Regions from separate parts of the Homo sapiens genome. Here region 2 is linked to region 1. A link is an interaction called in ENCODE POLR2A ChIA-PET data of the cell type or tissue named here. Cell type or tissue: OCI-LY7. All regions are shown on one strand. Region 1 overlaps ZDHHC7 (zDHHC palmitoyltransferase 7). Region 2 overlaps CRISPLD2 (cysteine rich secretory protein LCCL domain containing 2).

Evidence for each region. Peaks named below come from ENCODE experiments on the same cell type or tissue, not always from the same donor. Only the 100,000 strongest peaks of a DNase experiment are listed, where the experiment ranks them.
Region 2: POLR2A ChIA-PET joins it to region 1 with 8 read pairs; 3 of 35 experiments call an interaction of 5 or more read pairs at or near these places.

What each region holds. Positions count from the first base shown.
Region 1 is chr16:84,972,485-84,980,484 of GRCh38, reverse strand. It overlaps ZDHHC7 (zDHHC palmitoyltransferase 7), which reads left to right. Exons shown (of 8, transcript NM_017740.3): 5 at 1,200-1,296; 6 at 2,480-2,561; 7 at 3,260-3,390; 8 at 3,966-6,310. The coding sequence ends at 4,142. Among named protein-coding and RNA genes, the nearest start is that of ZDHHC7, 35 kb to the left of the region's middle. RefSeq lists an enhancer at 2,955-4,154. In OCI-LY7, no CTCF peak of the experiment used is centred here; no DNase peak of the experiment used is centred here.
Region 2 is chr16:84,859,769-84,867,768 of GRCh38, reverse strand. CRISPLD2 (cysteine rich secretory protein LCCL domain containing 2) reads right to left here. Exons shown (of 15, transcript NM_031476.4): 7 at 729-872. Among named protein-coding and RNA genes, the nearest start is that of CRISPLD2, 44 kb to the right of the region's middle. In OCI-LY7, no CTCF peak of the experiment used is centred here; a DNase peak (open chromatin) is centred at 3,048; H3K27ac peaks cover 1,507 bases.

The DNA.
Region 1 (8,000 bases):
TTGGCCAGGCTGGTCTCGAACTCCTGACTTCAGGTGATCCACCTGCCTCGGCCTGCCAAAGTGCTGGGATTACAGGCATGAGCCACCTCGCCTGACCTATGGTATATAAATTATACTTCAATAAATCTGTTGAAGATAAAATGGGAATGTTTTGGAAGTCAGGTGCTGTGGAGGTCGGGCAGGGAGCCAAGGTCAATGAATAAGAAGAAGGTGACGCTATGGGCGGGTGCGGTGGCTCACGCCTGTAATCCCAGCACTTTGGGAGGCCGGGGTGGGCGGATCACGAGGTCAGGAGATCGAGACCATCCTAGCTAACACGATGAAACCCCCATCTCTACTAAAAATAGAAAAAAAAAATTAGCCGGGCATGGTGACTGGTGCCTGTAGTCCCAGCTACTCGGGAGGCTGAGGCAGGAGAATGGCGTGAACCCGGGAGGCAGAGCTTGCAGGGAGCTGAGATTGAGATTGCGCCACTGCACTCCAGCCTGGGCGACAGAGCAAGACTCCATCTCAAAAAAAAAAAAAAAAAAAAAAAGGTGACGCTATGATAGCAAGTCTGCCTGCAGCGAACCTGCTGCCATCGATGTCTGCTTGATGTAATTAAATGGTGCAAGCTTGGACTAAAAAGTAATCGATAATCAAATTAGTTATTTAAAATTGGACATACAGAGTGTTTTGGGCAAAAGTAAAATACAGCTGTTAAAAACAAGACGACTTCATGCCTGGGTGTGTAGTTGATGATTCAAGATGAATATGCAATCCATACTGCATATTCATCAGTGAATATGGATTCAGTGGTAGGAATTATTTGAAGATACAAAGAATGTTTCTCCTTGAGGGTAAAATTTCAGTTTTTGTTTTTTATTGAAATAGACTTGTAAGCTTGCAAAATTAGGAACATTACTGATAGGTGTACATGATCCAGCTCTACTGGGGGAGTGTCTGAGAACTCGTGAAGTATGGCTTAGTTTGACCTTTCGCCCCAAGCTGTTGGTCCATTGAGTATTTTCCTTAGGAAACGGAAGACATTTAATTAAAATGATAAACCTTAAAGGAATATAGTGAGAATGTATGATATTTTTTGACATGTTGTATTAGAATATACATTCTAATTTTCCTCCACCTTTGATTTTATTTGGTTGTGTTACTCTGGTTTCCTCAGAGCATGGAATACTGAAAAATCAAACTCTCCTTTTCAGTATTTGCAAAAGATGTATTCGGAAAATGGATCATCACTGCCCGTGGGTGAACAATTGTGTAGGAGAAAAGAATCAAAGATTTTTTGTGCTCTTCACTGTAAGTAAAAATATTTTTGTATTGAATTTACATTGAATTTGAAATTCTTTAACTGCTTCTTGCCTGGAGCAGAGAAATCTACTAACGTCAGGCCAGTTTCTCTCCAGCCTTTTCTCCAGGATTCAAATTATAATACTGTGCTGTCATTGGCAGGAAGTAGTCCCAATAAGTAATATGTTGCTTGTATTATTTTAGGTGTTCACTGTAATTTAATTCTCTCCCAGATGTCCTCAATCGCTATTGTTTATTAATAATAACAGGAATCTTCCTAAAGTATGTTAGAGTTTATTTCCTTTTTCTTTTCTTTTTTTCTTTTTTTTTTTTTTGAGATGGAGTTTTGCTCTTGTTGCCCAGGCTGGAGTGCAGTGGTGTGATCTCAGCTCACTGCAACCTCCGCCTCCCAAGTTCAAGTGATTCTCTTGCTTCAGCCTCCCAAGTAGCTGAGATTACAGGCATGTACCACCACGCCTGGCTAATTTTGTATTTTTCGTAGAGATGGGGTTTCTCCATATTGGTTGGGCTGGTCTTGAACTCCCGACCTCAGGCGATCCGCCCACCTCGGCCTCCCAAAGTGCTAGGATTACAGTCGTGAGCCACCGTGCCCGGCCGTTTATTTTTTTATAGACGGGGTTTTGCTGTGTTGCCCAGGCTGGTCTTAAACTCCTGAGCTCAAGCCATCTGCCCGTCTTGGCCTCCCAAAGTGCTGGGATTACAGGCGTGAGCCACCATGCCCAGCTATATTTTTCTATAAAATTATTCTACTTGGTCTAATATGATCTTGGGTAGGAAAATGTCAACTGCTGCCATTTAATCCTTCCCTCATTTTTTTCTCTGACAAGATGGAGGTATACACATGATGTGTCATCAGCCTTTGCTCTTAGAAAGACTTGTTTAAGTTACTAACTGGCTGGGTGGATCACTAGAGGTCAGCAGTTACAGACCAGCCTGGCCAACATGGTGAAACCCCATCTCTACTAAAAATGCAAAACAGTTAGCCGGGCATGGTGCTTGTAGTCTCAGCTACTTGAGAGGCTGAGGCAGGAGAATCGCTTGAGTCTGGCAGGCGGAGGTTGCAGTGAGCTGAGACTACGCCGCTGCATTCCAGCCTGGACAACAGAGGGAGACTCTGTTTCTAAAAAAAATAAAAAATAAAAGTGACTAACCAATCTCCCCCTCATTCTAGATGTATATAGCTCTGTCTTCAGTCCATGCTCTGATCCTTTGTGGATTTCAGTTCATCTCCTGTGTCCGAGGGCAGTGGACTGGTAAGTTCCCTGGCTATGTGTCATTCCTGGCTTTGCATGCTGTTATTGGATGAAAGGGGAAAGCTTTAAAGGAAGAACCAGTTTTCCAATTTTGAAGGAAATCATTGCAATTATTTTAGCAATTGAATTTTAAAGAATTTAGTTAAGTTTTAACACCACCATTTTACTAGTATATTGTTGCCCCAAAAGCTTGTGTCTGTCTGCTGGTCAGCTAGCTCGCCATTGTTCAAAGCAGGCTTCACGTTGCTTACGTGAGTGACCGACCCTAAGCAAGTGTAGTGAAAATAGGTGCTCGTTATCCTACCTTAGATATGCAGTGAGGTCTGGACAGGCTCATCCCACCCCAGGGGAACATGGTGAACAGACTCCTGTGAGCACTGCTCACTGGTATGGGTGCACACAACTCTTCTGGTCTGGCTTCATTTGCCATTTAATTCATAAATACAGTGTCAATAGAAACCTCAGAAAATACAGACTCTTTTGAAACCACTGGCCAGGAAGTCATGGTATGAATTTTTGCTTGGAAGGGTGGCCCTCCTCTGCTCCTTGGAGAACAATGAATGTGCCCATTTAGAAAGTGAACAACTTCCCCCTGGAAGCTGGCCAGGGGCTGGCCCTAGAGGATTCTTCTCTGAGCCAAACATTCTGCCACTCGGGGTATTCAGGACCAGTTATAACCAACTTCCTCTTGTCCGCAGAATGCAGTGATTTTTCACCTCCGATAACTGTAATCCTGTTGATCTTCCTGTGCCTTGAGGGTCTTCTGTTTTTCACTTTCACTGCAGTTATGTTTGGCACCCAAATCCACTCCATATGCAACGACGAGACGGTAAGCTTTGTTCTCGGCTGTGTGGACTTCATATGTGGTCCAAGCTTGAGTAAATGAAAAGTCCTAATGTCAACAATAGGTGCCTGTGGACTGACTCGGGAACGTAATGGGACGGTCTTGATGAGCTGCAACCAGCTCCCTGTGTTTGCTGTTTCTTTCATTCTGGGCAGTGCATATTTCTAGTCTCAGTTTGATTTGCAAGTCAGCAGAGCCAGGCAGATTCCCAGCTCCCAGTGCAGTCAGTAAATTTCAGGGAACTGACTGCCTTTAGGGCCTGGCTCTGCAGGCCTGGAGTGGCGCTCAGTAAATGTCTGTACACAGTAACTAACGAGCGACAAATGTTGGTGCCTGGCTGGGAGGGCCATTGTGGTAGTCTGGGCTGGCCACGTGGCTGCAGCCGGGCTGGGCTCACAGAGGCCACGGGGTCTGGATCGGGGCAGAGCTGGGAAGGAGAGTTCACTCACCTACCCTCCATCGAGCCCACACTGTGCTTGAGCACGGTGTGATTCTGAGGCTTGGTGGGGTCTGCCGAGCTTCCTGGAGCCGCTGCCACTTGCTTTTCTTTCTGCTTCCAGGAGATCGAGCGATTGAAAAGTGAGAAGCCCACATGGGAGCGGAGGCTGCGATGGGAAGGGATGAAGTCCGTCTTTGGGGGGCCCCCCTCACTCCTCTGGATGAATCCCTTTGTGGGCTTCCGATTTAGGCGACTGCCCACGAGACCCAGAAAAGGTGGCCCGGAGTTCTCAGTGTGAGGCGTGGCTCATCAGACTGAAACTTGCTCACAGACTTCCAGTTATTTATTTGGGGTCTGAAGGATATCAACAGCTCATCTGTGACCAACAGGGCAACTGGAACCTACACAAACCAATTGCTTGCAGCAAGCAGAGTTTTATATATTTATAGTCACAGATGGCAGAGGAAGAGGCTCTCAGTCCCCACCTGTACAACAACGGAAAGGTGTGTGGCCACACGAAGAAGCCAAACGCCGTGGCCTCCTGCAGAGCTGGGGCTTCTGTGGAGAATACTTCGGGTTATTACATGGGTTATTCAAATCCTGGGTCCTGAGCTGCTGTTTCCAATCATGAAGAAAAACAGTGAATCCAGTGAACAGGGATTCTCCAAGCAGTCATTTCAGGGGGCTCCTGCTGACCCCGCCACTCAGCAGTGCACTCCCCGGATCACAGCAGGGCGTTTACATAGAAAGACGTTTTGGTCTCGATTAGCTCCGATGCTTTGCACTGAAGTTGCAAAAGATCTGTGCACTGAACAGTGAAGGTGGCTTCCGGCACACTCCCCGCTGCCCCGGAAGAGACATCCTTTGACCCTCTCAGCAAGTCTGTGTGTGTGCGTGTCTGTGCGTGTGCGCGCGTGTGTGCATGTGTGTCAAAATTGCCAGTGTTGTTTAGGCAATGTAACATTTACCGGCTGTGTACAGCAAACAAGCTATTTTTTAGAAACCGACGTTTCAGGGAAGAGGGGAGAGAGCCGCGGGGTCCTGCCCGTGGTTACTATGAATGTATTGCTGTTGGAGGACATCTCGATCCAAAGAACAGCCGTTCCTGTGCGGCCCTTCGTTGCCCTCCTGCTTTCATTTTTTAAAGAAATCTTGAGTGCTTGAGGGCCTTGGAACTGATTTTTTTTTTTTGTTCCAGCCAAATTAGCAGTGTATAAATGGCACCTAGGTAAGAGCAGAGCTGCGGCTCGGTGACTTGATACTTGGGGCAGCCCGATGCTGTGTGTGGGGCAGGGGAGGCATCCTTACTGGAGAGGCAGGGCCCAGCCATTGGGCACCTCTGGGAAGGGGAGGGGACCATGAGGCAGCCAGCCCCTGGCAGGGGCGACTGTGCCACCGCAGGCAGCGCTCCAGTCGGGAATGGCCAGGATGGCGCCCTCTTGTTGGAGTTTTTGGTTAGCTTTTACGTTTTCTTCTCCACCCACGGCACAGGTGATAAAATAGGATCCTTGGTGCGGAGCTTAAAATTATGCCAGAAAGCCAACAGCTCCCCTCGTGGGGCCTTGCCTTAAACTTGCCTGGTTTGTACATTTTTTGCCGGACGCATCAAGAAGCAATCTGTGACAAAGTCTGAGGGTCTTCCTTTATGCTTGCCCTCCACACTAAGAGAAGTTGGCGTCTCCCTCCTGGGAATTGTTTTGCCTTTCTGTTCATCTGTGAACTGTTTTTTGTTTTTAATTACTCTGTACCCCATCCGAATCAGGGCTTCTACCACTGCTGATGCAAAACCACAAAGGGACCTACCTGAGCCACCGTCCTAGCCAAGCGAGCAAACCTGCAGGGGGTTTGGAAGTGGACTTGGTCACCGCAGAAGCGTGTGCGCCGTTGGGGGAAGAGCTGCGTCACAGCCAGAGGGACAAAGTGTGGGTGATCCTGGAGACGCCAGTTTCCGAGATTGTTCTGCATATTCATTTGCACATTGTTGTCTGGGTTGGACATGCGTGTGGGCTTCAGTGTGAGGCTTTTAATATGTATATCCTGTTATCAATAAAACAATTATCCAAGTGGTTGAATCCTGTGAGACTTGGCAAGTGTGTGCAAATCAAGTATACTTGACTTTTCAACCTCTTCTTTCAATGTAACTTTTATATGAAATAAAGTAATCAATTAACAGTTCTCAAATGGCTTCCAAAGCGCCCGTTCTTCCTGGATGGTGGTGTTTTCAGGGGGTGCCTTTCCGTGCTTCGTGGGCCCAGCCCCAGGCTGTTAAGGTCACTCCCAAACAGTTTCCAGAAACTCTAAATGCTTTTGTGCCCATGACAAGTGACCTGGGCACTCAAGCGCGACTCACAAATGTTGCCCAGTGAGTACTGTTGCTTGTTGAATGTTTAATTCGACTCCCATCGTTTTACTTAGTCCTTTTTTTAGTGCACGTTGAAATAAAAACAATGTTTCAAAATCTCCACAGTTCAGAATCTCAAGTACCTACAATTTGATTTTAATTCATTCAACAAATTTGTCTAACATTTGCACTGAGGGAACCAAAATGCCCACTTACCTTCCAGAGGCCAGATGGTCAGTGTGTGCCGCAGCCCTGCCTCGCTTACCTTTCAGAGGCCAGATGGTCAGTGTGTGCCGCAGCCCTGCCTCGCACGTGCTGTGCCTTGGGGCTCCTGGTGGCATTCCAGACACGCGGAAATGAGAAGGAGACTCGAACACGGAGGCGCACACCTGAGCCGGGCGGCTGCATGGGCAGCAGCCCTCCAGCTTGTGTTTGTGGCTCTGCCGAATTTTGCTGCAATATTATTTGTATTCCTTATATTAGATTGTTATGTAGGCTCATTGTATAGAAGGATGACGCTTGCATTAAAACAAAACAAAAATATCCTCCAAATAGGAAGGTGGCTAAATCCTATCTTCTATTGTACATGAACTTGGCTTGGGTATGGAAGCAGGGGAAAATAGCTTGAAGGGTAGCCTGGGAGCCGCACACAAAAAGCAGGGTGCCCATAAAAAAAAGCACAAGCGCCCTACAGCATCTCCTGAGGAGCCTGTTTAAAACCGCAATGCCCCTCATCCAGCTGCTAATTTTAGCCAAGACAACCTGAAGACGCCAAGGGAAAATTGGTTTTCCGTGTGGCTGGTTCTGGGCGCTGAAAGCTGAGCCAATCTCTGAGCTCTAAGAGAGCGAGTAGCTCAGCGGTCAGGCCCGACAGGCCCATGCAGGCGGCTTCCCAAAAGGGCCAGCAAGTTTCCGAAGAAAGTTCTAGGCACAGCACATCTGCAGTCCAGAGAACTCCGGGTTTCCTGCCTGCTCTCCCCTCCCCATTCACCGAATATATGTGCGTCCCACGTTTCGTACATGATCAAGTTTAGTTGTGATGACTGAATACTTTGCTGCTAAACCAGATAGGGGCCTCTGATTTTTTGGTCCAACTTTTTGCTTTTACAGAGGTGAAGCTGCCTCGTGTGCCTGTTCCAGCTGTCGCTGAGTGCCTGCACCCCAGCCAGCCTCTGCCACGGGCAGCATCTGCACCATCTCCCCCATTCCCTGCTGAGAGGGCCTGGCTTCTGCAGGGTTGGTGGGTTCAATCTTCTGGGTCCCAGGGTCTACACCTTCCAGATCCTTCCAGTGGTATAACCGCTCCCTGAGAGTTGCTGGAGAAGGGGTGCCTTATTCTTCAAGTTTCCGGTATTTTGGCTCACCTAAAAATACCTTATTCTGCCTCACCTTTGGTTGATGGCGTAGCTAAGTACTTTTCACTCAGCCTGTTGGAGACACCACCCCACCATCTTCTGGCTCCCAGAGCAGCCATGGAGAGCCCACACTCTCCTGGCCCCTGTGCTGTGTGACCTAGCTTTTTTTTTTTTTTTCTTTTTTGAGATAGGTTCTTGCTCTGTCACCCAGGCTGGATCTCAGCCCAGACTGGAGTACAGCAGCGTGATCTCAGCTCACTGCAACCTCCACCTCCTGGACTCAAGCAATTCTTGTTCCTCAGCCTCCTGAGTCACTGGGACTACAGGCCCTTGTCACCACGTCCAGATAACTTTTTTGTATTTTTGGAAGAGACAGGGTTTCGCTATGTTGCCCAGGCTGGTCTCGAACTCCTGACCTCAAGTGATCCGCCCACCTCGGCCTCCCAAAGTGCTGGGATTA
Region 2 (8,000 bases), 110 kb after region 1:
GAAACATCTCCCTTTCTCTACTAAAAATACAAAAATTAGCTGGGCATAGTGGTGGGCACCTGTAGTCCCAGCTACTCAGGGGGCTGAGGCAGGAGAATTGCTTGAACCCGGAAGGCAAAGGTTGCAGTGAGCCGAGATCATGCCACTGGACTCCAACCTGGGTGACAAGAGCGAAACTCCATCTCAAAAAAGAGTTGTAGGCAACTCTGCAATGATCTCAATGTACAGGGAGACCTCAGCTGGCACTGGGTGACCCGTGTTGCTGCAGCTCATCCTCCGGGCAACCTTGATGTGGCATCTCTATCCCCTACTTCATGGATGCGCCAACTGAGTCCAGACCCAGGACCTGGTGAGAAAGGAGTGGAACCTTCCAGAGCCAGGCTGGACGCTGCCTGCCCTCTGCAGGGCCAGCGCTTCCCAGAGGAACCCAACTTCAGCCCAGGTCCCTTTTGAAAGGACAAGGGAAGGTCTAACCTTAAAATACCTGCCTGGGTGTGGGGAAAATGCCACCCAAGCACAAGTCCTATAATGCTCGCTTTTGAAATGACTTAAAAATATCGTTTTTGAAAAACGTCTTATGGTTGTGCCTCCATGAGCTTCGCCGCACCCTGTTTGCCACTGCCTGTGGATTTGCAGACCTAAATCCACTAGCTCCCCTCCTCCACCCACCCCGTCCCCTTTGGAGGTGGCTGGGAGGGCAGGAGGGGCGGAGGACGGCCTAGACTCACTCATGTAGTTGACCGCAGAGGTTTTCTTGGGCTTGGTGGGTCTCATCACCCTCGGTTGGAGCCAAACATGGTTTTCTTCAGGAATGGGAGCCGTTTCCACCTCATTCATCTCGTCCGTTTCAGGTTTTGGAGTGTAGGTTTCTTCTTAACATTGGAGAGGGAGGAAAAAAAATAACACACTGGGATTCAACAAAAACGCACTTTGGGGAAAAAAAAGCAATTTGAAAACTAAACGTGTTTGAGGTTTGGTTTTACAAAGAATCATTTCAGCGGCAAAGAGAAAGTTACATTTCAGAACAGACCTGGCCAGGTGGAATTCTACCAGCCCAGATGAGACGGGGACGCTCTCCGCTCACTGTGTTTGCTTTGGACCCAAGATCAGCCAGGCTGCCCAGAGGTTAGCAGGCCCCACGCCCACACCTGGGTTATCATAATGGTTTCTTGTCCCATCTCCTCCTCCACCTGACCCTCTGCCCCCACGAAGCAACTTCAAGAAGCTGCCTCAGGCCGGGTGCGGTGGCTCATGCCTGTAATCCCAGCACTTTGGGAGGCTGAGGTGGGCGGATCACCTGAGGTCAGGAGTTTGACACCAGCCTGGCTAACATGGCGAAACCCCGTCTCTACTAAAAATACAAAAATTAGCTGGGCATGGTGGCGGACGCCTGTCATCCCAGCTACTTGGGGGGTGCTGAGGCAGGAGAATCGCTTGAAGCCGGTAGGTGGAGGTTGCAGTGAGCCGAGATTGTGCCATTGCAGTCCAGCCTGTGTGACAAGAGCGAAACTCCATCTCAAAAAAAAAAACCAAAAAACAAAACTGCCTCGGCCACTGGCCCAAAGCCATAGTGGACTTGCTGGAAGTCCCCTGTCCCTGGGTTTTCACTGGGGAAGGGGTCTTCCTCATCATGCACACATCACGGTGCACAAGGCCAGCCTCAGTGCTCCTAGACCCCAACTGCACCTCACACCAGCCCACTTCCATCCCTTCTCTCCTCCTGCCAGTCAGGGTCACTTAACCAGCTCAATTGTTGCTTCTGTACTGGAGTTTTACTGTCCAATAATGTCAGACTCAACATGTAGAACTATCCAACTATCCGAAAGAACAATCTTTTCCTTATTCAAGGACATGGTATATTATTATTTCTCCAACTATGACCATGACCCATGTTTTAAAACATTTTAATTAACCAAACACATTGCACTTAATAAACCTGAGTTAGCTTATCTTCCAGTTTTCATCCTGAAAGACAACTACAAACTGCTCACCAGAATCTGCAATCAGGCCACCAGGATACCAATTTGTAAATTCCAGCTAAAGCAAAGACACTGCTATTTTCATTTGCCTGAGCGGCCTGATCAAAGACAAATTCACGAGCATATCTGCTGGGGACACTTAATACCTTTACTTATGGCATGCTCCTCCTATGCCCCAACAGAAGTCTTTGGACCAGAGTTGGAAACCTGTGGCCTCCAAGCTCCCCAAGCAAAAAAGGCAACAGATGTATTTGGGTGAAAACAATTTCAAGGAGAATAACTAGAGCACGCTCGCAGGTCTCTTTGTGGTTTTGGATTAAAATCCAAGTTTCAGGGCCAGGTGTGGTGGCTCATACCTGTAATCCCAGCACTTTGGGAAGCCGAGGCGGGTGGATTGCATGAGGTCAGGAGTTTGAGACCAGCCTGGCCAAGAGGGTGAAACCCTGTCTCTACTAAAAATACAAAAATTAGCTGGGCATGATGGCGGGTGCCTGTAGTCCCAGCTACTTGGGGGGCTGAGGCAGAAGAATTGCTTGAACCTGGGAGGTGGAGGTTGCAGTGAGTGGAGATCGTGCCACTGCACTCCAGCCTGGGCGACAGAGCGAAACTCTGTCTCAAAAAAAAAAAAAAAAATCCAAGTTTCATCAGGTGTTCCTCAATCCCTAAGTCTTAGCTCCACTTCTTAAAATACATGAGCTTTCTTTGCTAAAGGACACAGCAAGTATTTTGTGTCCACACAATACCAAACAGCCAAACGAGGGGCAAATGCCTGACTCCCTGACGCCTTCCTGGGCTGGGGTTCTCCATAGCTGCTTCACTGGCCAATTTCACTACCCTACAACCACCACCCCAGGCTGGTCCTGTCCCACAAGGGGAAGGGACGGGTTTAAGTCAGAAGGTGGGAAGCCATTCTGAGCTCCAATTCTAATCTTGGATGTGCTCACGGGTCACCCTGCACTGTTCCCCAGCAGCTTGCTCGCAACTGTCATTTCCCCACCACCTGCCTCATCCACCAGCTGCGAACCTCCAGAGGCCAGGGGCCAGCCTGCCTCACACCTGGCACCCAGCACACAGCAGCTGCTCAACAAAATTCACAAATGCATGAACTACCAAAACCCCCAGAGAATCCTGTCACCTAAAGAAAAGAGCATATGTCCAGCAACAGAGCTTAAAGACATTCAAAGAGGGAACTCTGAAAGCACCTCTGGTAGCAAAAGCTATGGGTGGAAGCTTCAGGAAGACACCGGGTTTGCAGAGGCTGCCCAGGCGCGTGTCTGTTCTTCCCGTCAATGAGGCTATTCAGGCTTGCCCTCACTGAGAGCGGGAGCTGGCTGGAGAATAAGCCGGGTTTTCTTCCACTGGCCTTTAGGATGTTTAGACCTCATAATCGCAGCTTTATTTAGCCGAAGACAGTTTGGTAAAGCGGTCTAAAGCATTTGAGGACTCTCTATTTAAGAAAATGGGCAGACAGACAGTCCTGGCTCTCACACCCACAAATGAAAAGTAGAAGGCTTTACCCGCAGGATGGGCTGGATCCGAGTACCTCCTAATGAAGACACCTTGTATGGCCCAGCACGGGCCTGGGGAAATTCCGTGCAGAGGTCACGGCAAGGTTATTCTGTGCCCCATTCTGCTCCGGGCCAGGGTCTCAGGGCATTGTTTATGTCACTCTGCAGATTCCCTTCTGGCTCTAAAGCTGGTGACCATGCCCGGAGCTAATGTTCACTGAGCACTGGCCAGATGCTGGCTGGGCCCTCCCCGGCATGCATTTTTCTTTCTTTTCTTTTCTTTTTTTTTCTCTCTCTCTTTCTTTCTTTTTTTTTTTTTTTTTTGAGAGGAAGTTTTGCTCTTGTTGCCCAGGCTGGAGTGCAATGGTGTGATCTCGGCTCACTGCAACCTCCGCCGCCCGGGTTCAAGCGATTCTCCTACCTCAGCCTGGGATTACAGGCATGCGCCACCATGCCCGGCTAATTGTGTATTTTTAGTAGTGACTGGGTTTCTCCATGTTGGTCAGGCTGGTCTCAAACTCCCGACCTCGGTGATCTGCCCGCCTCAGCCTCCCAAAGTGTTGGGATTACAGGCATGAGCCACCGCGCCCGGCCATCCCCAGCATTTTCTTCTGTCAACCTCCCATTTGCCTTCAGAGGCATGATTGGCCACATTTCACAGATGAGGAAGAAGGCTCAGAGAGGGTAAGGGCCCTGCCCAGGCTCGCACAGCTGGGAAGTACCTGGGCTGGGTGTCAAACCACCTTTCCCCAAAGCCTGCGCCTTCTATCACCACACAGGTGGGGGTGAGAGGGGAGAATACCTCTTTTTTTATATCCTTATCCCTGCTCCATCTCCGTTAGAGGTCAAGGCCTTACCAGGCACCCTGGATATGCTCTTGGTAAATAGCTTCTGCAGATAAGCTGCTTCAGAGGAGACTTGCTGCGTGCTTAGCTAGAGAAATTGGGTGTCTGCCAAGGAAAGTTGGATACTTTCTACCAAAAATTTAAAAATAAGTACATGAAGCTATGTTGGTGGAGGTAAACTGGCATCTAAGGTTTCTGTGCACATTTGTTCTTTGAAAATGCCCCTCTGTGGCTATTGGCATATTTATTCAAACAACACATAAGACACCCCTGCCATGTGCCTCCGGAGGCCCTGGAGTGAGCTGGCAGCTGAGACGACAGGACGATCAAGGTTCCCAAGGAGTCTGGGGGTTGATGAACATGGGGCAGGTGCACTGTCTGGCTGTGAAGTCCAGGAAGGCTCCCTGGAGGCGGGGGTCACACCAAGACTGCAACAGGTGATACATGACCCAGACCCAGATACATGGTCTGTCTTAGTGTCCAGATCGCTCCTTCTTCCATCCCCATCCCCACTTAGGATGTCCCCTCTCCCCAGCGGGCAGTCAGCCATGAACAGCTGGCTGGGACAACAGAGGACCTGGCTCCTCAGAGGGTCTGGGACCACTGATCTAGCCCACTTGTTCTTCACTCCAGAACCCACCAGCCTGATCCCACATCTACCCCACCCTTCCCTGCCAGCGGAGCCCACCCAAGTCTCTGCAAGGCCCCTCGGTCATGGCAAGGCTGCCAGTGGAGCCACGTTAAAAAAAAAAAAAAAAAAAAAAGCCTGGGCCACACGAGCATGGTCAGCACCATGGACCAGCCATGCCCCATCGGGGACATAACTTCTGAAAGCCTGAGGAAATATCCCAAGACATGAGAAACGCTTTAGGCACCAGAAACCTGTGTTATTTATAGTAGCAGAAGTGGAAACATCCTAAATGGGAACCAGTGAAGAAATGGTGGGCGGGCATGATGGTGCACGCCTGTAATCCCAGCTCTTTGGGAGGCCAAGGAGGGAGGATTGCTTGGGAGTTTGAGACCAGCCTGGGCAATATAGTGAGATCCCGTCTCTACAAAAAATTTTTAAAATTAACCATGGTGGCATGTGCCTATAGTCCCAGCTACTCGGGAGGCTGAGATGGGAGGATCCCTTGAGGCCGGGAGGTTGAGGCTGCAGTGAGCCAAGATTACGCCACTGCACTCCAGCCTGGGCAACAAAGGGAGGCCATGACTCAAAAAAAAGGTGAACTAGGTAGAAAATCGCACCGCCCCAACAGCTCCAGTTCTGAGAGCTGTGGGAGTGGGGGCGAGAAACCTCTAGCACAGTCAGGGGAGCACCAGCAAGACACATGCATAAAGGGGAGGCCAATGGGGGCAAGGACACAGGAGTAAAGGGTCAAACAGCCCGGGAGGACTGATCCTACCCAGCTGTCCACATTGCAGGTACTTCCCACTAGTGAGCTCATTTGGAATATCACGTTGTTTGCTTTTACTTTCTTGTTCAAATGTCTGTTTTATGTTTTTAGAGTTGGGGTCTCGCTGTGTTGCCCAGGCTGGAGTGCAGTGGCGCCATCATGGCTTACTGCAGCCTCAAACTCCTGGACTCAAGCGATCTTCCCATCTAAGCCTCCCAGGCCACAGCCAGGACCACAGGTGCACGTGACCACACCTGGTTAATTTTCTATTTATTTTTTGTAGAGATGGGTTCTCGCTATGTTGTCCAGGCTGATCTAGAACTCCTGGCCTGTGATGGTTAATACTGAGTGTCAGCTTGACTGGATTGAAGAATGCAAAGTATTGATCCTGGGTGTGTCTGTGAAGGTGCTGCCAAAGGAGATTAACATTTGAGTCAGTGGGCTGGGTCTTGGTGGGCACCATCTAATCAGCTGCCATAGCAGCTAGGATATAAAGCAGGAAGAAAAATGTGAGAAGGCGAGACTGCCTTAGCCTCTCAACCTACATCTTTGTCCCATGCTGGATGCTTCCTGCCCTCGAACATCAGACTTCAAGTTCTTTAGCTTTGGGACTCGGACTGGCTTCCTTGCTCCTCGGCTTGCAGACAGCCTACTGTGGGACCTTGTGATTGTGTGAGTTTAACACTCCTTAATAAACTCCCCTATATATATATATCCTATTAGTTCTGTTGCTCTAGAGAACCCCGACGAATACAGATTTTGGTACCAGGAGTGGTTCTAGAGGAACACAATATTAAGGATGGAGTTCTTTCATTGGTTTTAGGGTTTCTGGAGTTGGCTGCTTAATATGATTAGATCCCAAAATGCTAAGGACTCTACTTCTAATAGTATGGAGAACACTGGGAGTCCTTGGCATGAGCTATTTGGAGAGTTATGCACAATAAATGCATTTGACACTCCTGATTCAGCGCTCCTGAGAGGGGAGTTCAGTGACTCTAGACTGAATACCTCTGACTATATGTGGAGAACCAAGGAACATAATGAAGCTGATTGGTTGCTTCTAAGTTCACCGGACAAAGTGATGAAAGAAAATGATGAACTCAGGGATTCTAACTTCCGGCTTCAGAAGCAGATACTGAGCCTCAAATCTGCTAAGATTATCATGAGTGAGTCTTATCTCCTGTAGAGAAAGAGCTGAAATTGTGGAAAAACAGACACAAGCTCTTCTCATGCAAGTGGCTGACCTGCAATGAAGGTGCATGCACAGACACCTCGCTAGGTGTCTACTTATTAAAGTGAGGGCATTGATTGGAAAAGAATGGGGAAGTGTGGGAGGACCCTGCTGAAGCTAGGGACACTGAGCTTGTAAATGCTGATAAACCTTTTTTGCCAGAAGAAACAGGTTCCCCATCCCCAGTAGTGGCAACGTCTCCTCCCCGACCCACGCTGCGGTCAGCCTTTCCACCTTTGTCTGAGGGGATAAACCCTGCACTGCCTGAGGCGCCTGAGGCAGCTGCCAGGCAAGATAATGCTGATTCTCCTCAGGAGCCAACCCCAACATCCCTGTTTGCTTCTAGACCTATAACTAGACTAAAGTCCTGGCGGGCTGCTAGAGGTGAGGTTCGGAGTGTGACACATGCTACACTCGAAAAGAACTGCTTGAATTTTCAAATGTATATAAGCAGAAATCTGGAGAATAGTCATGGGAATGGATATTAAGGGTGTAGGATAATGGTGGAAGGAACATAGAGTTGAATCAGGCTGAATTTCTTGATTTGGGCCCACTAAATAGGGATTCTGCATTTAATTTAATGTTGCAGCTCAGGGAGTTAAAAAAGGTTCTTCACTGTTTTTATTTGCTTTATTTGCTTGGTTAGCTGAAATATGGATTAAAAGGTGGCCCACTGTGAGTGAACTGGAAATGCCTCATCTCCCTTGGTTTAATGTGGATCCAAAGGCTTAGGGAGATTGGGATGGTAGAGTGGATTAGTCATTTTGGACCTACTCATTCCAGCTGGGAGAATCCAGAAGATATACCCTTGACTAATGCTTTGTGAAATAGATTTGTAAAGGCAGCACCTGCATCTTTGTAATTGCTTTTTTCTGTATGTCAGATCTAACAGTGGGAACCACAGTCACTCAACTACAAAATTTAAATGCAATGGGAATGATTAGATCCCAAGGTGGCAGGGGCCAAGTGGCAGCACTCAACCATCAAAAGTAAGGTGGGCATAGCTACCGTAATGGACAGCAGAGGCAAAGCAGCAATCA